3 separate regions of the Homo sapiens genome follow, and regions 2 and 3 are each linked to region 1. The links are chromatin loops, found by intact Hi-C in ENCODE. Cell type or tissue: heart right ventricle. All regions are shown on one strand. Region 1 overlaps LRP11 (LDL receptor related protein 11). Region 2 has its middle 8.5 kb from the start of RAET1L. Region 3 has its middle 27 kb from the start of ULBP1.

Region 1 (2,500 bases):
TCATGCATCCTGATCAATAATATATTGTTGAACAGGCATCTCCAGTTTATTTATTTATCTATTTATTTGAGACGGAGTCTCGCTGTGTCGCCCAGGCTGGAGTGCGGTGGCACAATCTCAGCTCACTGCAGCCTCCAGCTCCCAGGCTCAACTGACTCTCATGTCTCAGCCTCCTGAGTAGCTGGGATTACAGGCGTGTCCCACCACATCCGGCTAGTCCGGTTTATTTATAAATAATACGTGCATACTACTGTACTAACATGGGGTGTATCTTATAAAATATACTCAAATTTTAAGGAAAAAAATTAAAAATCAGCAAAAATATAAACTCTGCTGTCTTCTTTCTCACCCTAAAAATGTCTTGAACAACTCAGGGGCATCCTGTTTGGAGACTGCTGAGTTAGATCATGTTGGAAGAGCTTGCTGGCTTGCTGTTTGATCATTTTTCTAAGCATGAAAAATGTTCAAAATGTCAACTTATTAAAAATTGAACCAAGTTATGATCATATAAGCAGGGTACCTGCTCATCTGTCTACCTCAGCTAGTGTCACCCTTGGTTACCATAACATCTGGGTCATTCATTGCAAGACCAATACATACAATGCAGGGGAGGGAAACACTTGTCTCTTCTACCTCTATTTTCCAATGTCTCTCTGTGGTGTTTTATTAACTTTAATTCATAGCATGTTATTCCAATATAACCACTAAGTGATTCTAGACAGCAGTTAGTACTTCACCAATTCCTTTTTATTTTCCATATAAAGTTACCCACACAAGACCTATACTCAAGCGGCCACTGAGTAATCAAAAATGATTCACACACCACTCTCTGCTACTTCAAATACAGTTTATTATCATCTTGGAGAAGGGCCAGAAATTTACAGCTGGCAATTTACCTCTGGAGCCCGGAAAGCTGCCTGAGGAAATAAACCAGGACAAACAAGTGGCCGGTGAGGTGCTGGCCATCTGCTCATATCAGTGCAGGCCCTTCCTCCCTCCCAGGCACTTCAGCTGTACAAGAGCAATCCTTTTCTGATTTCTGTGGGGATGACAGGGTATCTGTGTCTTTTTCCCAAGAGTCCCTTCCTCCCAGAGTCAGCACTTGACTCAGACCCTGTCCAGGTGAGTCCCGGTACCCAGGGGGAAAGCCCTCTAGAGGGCGCCCAGATCTACAGAAGTGAGCCATCCCTGCTGGAGACAATGTCATGTCTCCACTGGTCCTGGTGGCCAAGGGACCAATGATGTTTTGAGTAGCTGCCCAGCAAAGGGACTCAACAATGTTTTGAGTAGCTGGCTGGCTCTCCTGTCCAGCTGCAATGAATTAGCAGGGCTGATGGAATCCGGGCTGAGCTGGACAGACTGTTTACTCGCTATCACTGGTGACCTCACAGTGCTGGCACGGGCTGGAGTTTGGTGCCTGTCCTGTCTGTGAATGGTTACCCTGCTTCCTTACAGTAAGCTTAACCCCTGGCTGGACAGGTTGTCATCAGCCAAACAAATTTTTAATGCCGCCTATGAAAATTATCAAAGTTGACAAGTCCTTAGGATCCTAAAATCTCTAACTCCTTAGAAAATTTCATTTCCAGTATGCATACTAACCTCAGTTTTTGATAGAAGGCTAGATCCAATATAGTACAAGTAAATCACAGTCCTGTTCCAACTCTTTTATCCTCATTCTGCACTCTGCTGGCTTAATTACCATCTGGATCCTGAGTATTGAATACTGAGAATTCAAAAATGTCACAGACTTACTGCAAGTTTACCAGAGTCAGGGACCACCAGTGCACCACTCTATCCCCAGTGCCTGGCAAGGACCCTGCACACTGCATACACTAAGAAAATACACGATGACCGAGTAACAGGATATTTAAATGTACAAGACCTTAGCACCTCTCCAGAAGTGAATTGTGTGTGTGGTGAGGGGTTCCCTCTACAATACTACAATATCTTTAGTGTCGCTAAGTTCCATGCAATGGATATTTTAAAAAATTTGATGACCTAATCTTTCTTAGACATGTAGACGTTGGGCTGGGCGCGGTGGTTCACGCCTGTAGTCTAAGTGCTTCGGGAGGCTGAGGCGGGTGGATCACCTGAGGTCAGGAATTCGAGACCAGGTTGGCCAACATGGTGAAACCCTGTCTCTACTAAAAATACAAAATTAGCAGGGCGTGGTGGTGCACACCTGTAGTCCCAGCTACTTGGGAGGCTGAGGCAGGAGAATCACTTGAACCCAGGAGGCAGAGGCTGCAGTGAGCCGAGACTGCACCACTGCACTCCCACTCCAGCCTAGGCAACAAGAGCAAAACTCCCTCTCAAAAAAAAAATGTAGATGTTTAGAAAAGTAAGAAACATAGATGAATGAAATAAGTTTTACATTGTTACATTGTACAACAGAATGTGAGAACCATCATATGTATTTAAAGTTATATTATTAATATAACTGCATCTGCGTAAAGTGTCTATGAAAATGTGTAGGTAGCACTTTCAAATTGATGGGTCC
Region 2 (2,500 bases), 180 kb after region 1:
CACCAAATATGGGTATTCTCAGAACTGCTAGGGAGCTGGCTAGTGTGTGTTTAGTGTGTTTATCAGCATGTAATGAGGTCCCAGGTGAAACCTAGGTCAAATCCAGGGCCATGTTGGATCCACTCATTCTTAGTCAGCTTGGTCCACATGCTGTTTCTCAGCAACTTATCAGCCCAGAGCCACTGCAGATATTTCAACAGATTTCTTTTGCTAGTCACCTGAAACTGCTGCCCAAAATTTTCTATTCTTTTGAGACCACCGTGTAGTATACCTGTCTCACTTTGGAGAAATGTCTATTCAAATTCCTTGCATATATTTAAATTGGGTTATTTCCCTTTGTAATATTGAGTTGGAAGAGTTCTTTATATATTCAGAATAACAGTCCATTACCAGATATATGATTTTCAATGATTTTCTCTCGTTCTGGAAGTTTTTTTTTAATCTTCTAATTGGAGTTCTTTTGGAAGCACAAAAGTTTTACATTTGCATGAAATGAAATTAAACTACCTTTTATTACGCCATTTGTGCTACTGGCTACAGGGAACGAGGGGTGGGCAGGAAGCCCCCTGGAGTCCCTGACTCCCTCCACAGCAAGTCAACCAGAAAATCAATTCAACATTCATACATGCATGTTATCTCACACACACACACACATGCACACACACAGAGACATGCAGGCACAATCTCTCACACACACTCACACCACACAGGCACACACATTCACAGAGACACACATACACAAATGCATGCAGAAATACAGACACAGCCATGCACATACACGGGCACACAAAAAGACACACAGAAACACATGGGAGAAACTGCGTGTCATCTTGAGAGTTGTCATGTCGAGCCCATCCTGCCCACACACCTTTCACCTTGGGGGCTGTCTCCCAGCTCATGAAGGAGTTCTGAAGCCATCAAGCAGGCAGTCACTGTGTGATCTGAAACACTCAGACAGCTCCTCACTCTGATCTATCTTCCTGGTCCCCTTGGGATGAAGCAGCGTCCTGTTGGTTTTCACTGCAGCAGAAGAGAATCCTCCCCCAGGGCAGAACTGCTGGGCCACCAGAGTACCCCTCTGCTCTTTGCCCTCAGGGCATCTTGATCTGCAGGGTGGGAGGAACTGCCCCAGTCCTCAGAAATGAACTCTTTATGGATTCCTCTTCCACCATGATGTCAATGTCTCTTTTGTCTTCTCTAGCCCTTGGCTGTGGATCCCAGGTTGTGTGCCAAGGAGCTCAGGGCACAAACTCGCTGTTGGCAAACCCTCTGGGCTTATTGAAATATTTGAAAGATGAACAGTGCCATCTGCTGGAAAAGACTGGAAAGTACCAGTCCAAGGTATTTCATAGTTCCAACATCAGACTATGCACCATTACAGGTTACAGGTATGCACCACCACATCTGGCTAATTTTTGTATTTTTAGTAGAGACGGAGTTTCACCATGTTGGTCAGGCTGGTCTCAAACTCCTGACTTCATGATCTGCCCACCGCGGCTTCCCAAAGAGCATTTTTTCATGTTCGTTGGCCACTTGCAGGTCTTCTTTTGCAAAGTGTCTGTTCACATTCTTTGCTTATTTTTTAATTGGAATTTTGTTCCTGCTTGTTGAGTTGTTTAAGTTCCGTGTAGATTCTGGATATTAGAGCTTTGCCAGATGCATAGATTGCAGATATTTCTCCCATTCTATAGGCTGTTTACTGTGTTGCTAATTTCTTTTACTGTGGAGAAGCGCTTTAGTTTAATGAGGTCACATTTGTCAATTTTTGTTTTTGGTTGCAAATGCTTTTGGTGTCTTCATCATGATATCTTTGTCAGGCTGTATGTCCAAAGTGGCATTTCCTAGGTTATCTTCCAGGATTTTTATAGTTTTAGGACTTACATTTAAATCTTTAATTCATGTCGAGTTATTTTACATATATGGTGAAAGGTAGAGGTTCAGTTTCGTTCTCCTACACATGGCTAGCCAGTTATCCCAGCACCATTTATTGAATTAGGACTCTTTCCTCATTGCTTTTTTTGTTGATTTTGTTGAAAGTTAAAAGGTGTGAAGGTTTCTTTCTGAGCTGTCTATTCTGTTCCACTGATCTAAGTGTCTATTTTGGTACCAGTACCATTCTGTTTTGATCACTGTAGCCTTATATTATAGTTTGAAGTCAGGCTATGTGGTGTCTCTGGCTTTGTTCTTTTTGCTTATGATTGTTTTGGCTATTTGGGCTCTTTTTTAACTCCAAAGAACTTTTAGATTAGATTTGTCTAATTTTGTGGAAAATGACATTGGTATTGATAGAGATAGTGTTGCATCTATAAATTGCTTTTGGAAGTATGGCCATTTTAGCTATATTGATTCTCCAACCCATGAGCATGAAATATTTTTCCATGTATTTGTTTTGTCTCTGATTTTTTTCAGCCATGTTTTGTAGATTCTCTTTTTCCACACAAAGTCTGGCAGAATCACTCATTTATTACTCCATATCATGGAGGAAAAATGAAATAACATT
Region 3 (2,500 bases), 150 kb after region 1:
GGTTCAAGCGATTCTCCTGCTTCAGCCTCCCAAGTAACTGGGATTACAGGCGCCCGCCACCATGCCCAGCTAATTTTTGCATTTTTAGTAGAGACGGGGTTTCACCATGTTGGCCAGGCTGATATCGAAATCCTGACCTCAGGTGATTCACTGGCCTCAGCCTCCCAATGGGCTGGGATTTCAGACATGAACCACTGCGCCTGGCCCCTGTCCATTTCTTTAGGCACACTGAGATAGGGAAGCCGGAAGCGCGCATGGGGTGGGGATGCCTGCAGCTGCAAGAAGGTGCCTGGGAACAGGCACAGAAACTCTTCATCCTCTTTTGTCACAGGCAGATAAGCAGCGCAGAGCAACACAAACCAAGAGCCTGACTGTATGATCAAAGAATGGGGTGTGGGCTGCTAGAGACTCTGCCCTATGCAGATGGCACACCTGGTCCTAACCGCTTCTTCGGGCCCTATGGAGATAAGACACCCCCTCCTCACTGGCCCATTTATAAAAACTCTGACATTTTTACTACAACCTGGCAACCCGTTCGGGACACCTCTCTGTGACAGAGAGCTGTTCTTTCCTTTCTCCCATAAAACTCCTGCTCCAATCTCACTCCGTGGATTTGCGTCCCCGTCCTTGATTTCCTTGGCCGCGAGACCAAGCATTTATTCCAGGCGACCAGCTGTTTCACTGCCCTTAGTTTCTGGTCTCGTTTCCGCCACTGTGTTTTCTCGGGCCGGGAGAAGCAGTCCCAGGGACGCGACAGGGGCAGAAGGAGCCCTGCGTGGGGAATTGAGAAGGGTGCGGCGCGGTCAGAAAGATCCGTCCTCCGCGACGCCCTCTCCTCTTTCTCCGACCCATTCCTGGAACTCACCGGCTCGCGCCGTCCAGGGACAGTCCTGCAGCAGAAGCAGAGCCAGAATGCAATGAATCAACGTGGGGCCCTCAGCCAGCGCCTTTGGGACCGGGACCTGGCGACGGAATGCCGAGGACACCGGTGTTCGCCGCGCAGGGGAAACTGCGGAGCTTCCCGCTGAGCCGTGTGGGGCTTTGGTCACCCGGGTGGAGCCGAAGCGCGGAGAAAAGTCCTGACGTTTCACTCCTCCTGTCTCCTGCTTCCCATCCTTTCCAGGAGATCATTTCACTTCATTGTTTTGCAAATCTTTTCTCCCATCTGAGCGCTGCTTCTTTATTGTCTTAAATGAGTGTTTCACAAAGAGCACGGATTGGGTTTTGTACTTTTTCTGTGTGGTTGGTTTTTGTGTGTCTGTGGGTGATGAAATCGGGTCGGAGTCGCTCTAAAGTCATTTTTGTCTCTTGCGCGCCTCAGGGAGGATATTAAAGGCTTTTGTGGATTTCAACCGCTAAAGCCTTTCCTCAAAGTTCATTGCGAGGGGTTTCAGTTCCGCCCGGCAGCATCCCTCAGGGTTCTGCGCGCTCCCGTGGCACCGTCTGCGCCCGAGCTCCGGTCCCGTCCCGATTGCCTGATGCCCCGCAGGGAGCGCCCAGCGGCCGCCGATGTCCCACCAGCAGGCACCGGGCGCCTAGCGGGACCCGCGGGCGGAACTGCCTTTGGAAGACGCGTGAGAACTCCACCCCATCGCGGCAGGGGACAGTTATTATCTCCGAGCTTGAGGTGAGGGGAAATCAGAGGCGGCTGATGGTTTCCTCCTACAGCCTGGTGCTGGGCGCGGGGAGGACTTTACACCCAGCTCCTGCCGAGACGTGACCTTACAGCTGGGGTCCTTGGGGCTCCAAAAGTGCGGCTTCCGCGCGGATCCCATTCCTGCTTGCTTTGAGGCTGCTGGTGAGCGGCGCCTGCGCAGGGGAAGTTGTGTGCCCGAGTTGCTTACTTGTGTTTTATTGATCTTCTAGACTGCTCTTGTTAGAAGAGAAGTGATTTCTTTGAACTGCTTGGGGTTAGAAAGAGAGCAATTTCTGAGCTGTTTTTTGTTAGAAGGAAAATTTTTTGCCGTGGACTATTTTTACCCTATCTACCTAAATGATTTCTTTCTTATCTCCTATAACAGCAGGAGGATGGGAGGGACGAGAGGATTGGAGGGGGCCAGAGGACACGGTGGGACTCTATGTTGAGGCTTGAGTCTCTGCTCAGTTAGGTGAGGTTGGACAGAGGTTTGCATCAATGCCTTGAGCCGGCGAGTCTCTCCCCAGTGCTGAGGGCTTTGTGTGTGTGGTGCACTCCTGCCCCTGCCGCACTCAGGCGGGCAGCTGATGTCACCACTGCAGCTCCACTTCCTGCCCGCACAGAACCTCCAGGTCAGCCAAAGATCAGAGATGTGGCCTTCTCAGGTGCTTCCTGGGCACGTGCCAGCCCCTATGCACATCTCATTCCCCAAATCTTTCTCTCAATTTCTCCCACTAGCCTCTTGTTTGCCCTACATGCAAACGGTGAGGTTGTATAGTTGGAATGATTGCTTTTAGCCAATGCTCTGAAGATCTGGCTTTTCCCCTAGAAAGAGACCTCAGCAGGTCAAAGGAGGACAAACCC

The links. Peaks named below come from ENCODE experiments on the same cell type or tissue, not always from the same donor. Only the 100,000 strongest peaks of a DNase experiment are listed, where the experiment ranks them.
Region 2: it touches region 1 in a loop (9-fold over the local background); 61 of 110 quality-filtered maps call a loop at or near these places.
Region 3: a loop joins it to region 1, with 2.2 times the contacts of the local background. A loop is called at or near these places in 8 of 110 quality-filtered maps.

The regions. Positions count from the first base shown.
Region 1 is chr6:149,839,605-149,842,104 of GRCh38, forward strand. The region is part of intron 3 of LRP11 (LDL receptor related protein 11); the gene reads right to left. All of the region lies in intron 11 of RAET1E-LRP11 (RAET1E-LRP11 readthrough), which reads right to left. Among named protein-coding and RNA genes, the nearest start is that of RAET1E-AS1, 23 kb to the right of the region's middle. In heart right ventricle, a CTCF peak has its summit at 1,139 (motif pointing right); a DNase peak (open chromatin) is centred at 1,287; H3K27ac peaks cover 1,187 bases.
Region 2 is chr6:150,015,791-150,018,290 of GRCh38, forward strand. No RefSeq gene overlaps it. Among named protein-coding and RNA genes, the nearest start is that of RAET1L, 8.5 kb to the right of the region's middle. RefSeq lists an enhancer at 1,156-1,395. In heart right ventricle, CTCF peaks have their summits at 1,309 (motif pointing left) and 1,508; a DNase peak (open chromatin) is centred at 1,321; H3K27me3 peaks cover 2,290 bases.
Region 3 is chr6:149,989,420-149,991,919 of GRCh38, forward strand. No RefSeq gene overlaps it. Among named protein-coding and RNA genes, the nearest start is that of ULBP1, 27 kb to the left of the region's middle. RefSeq lists a silencer at 1,346-1,405 and an enhancer at 1,566-2,149. In heart right ventricle, no CTCF peak of the experiment used is centred here; a DNase peak (open chromatin) is centred at 1,529; H3K4me3 peaks cover 765 bases; H3K27me3 peaks cover 2,500 bases.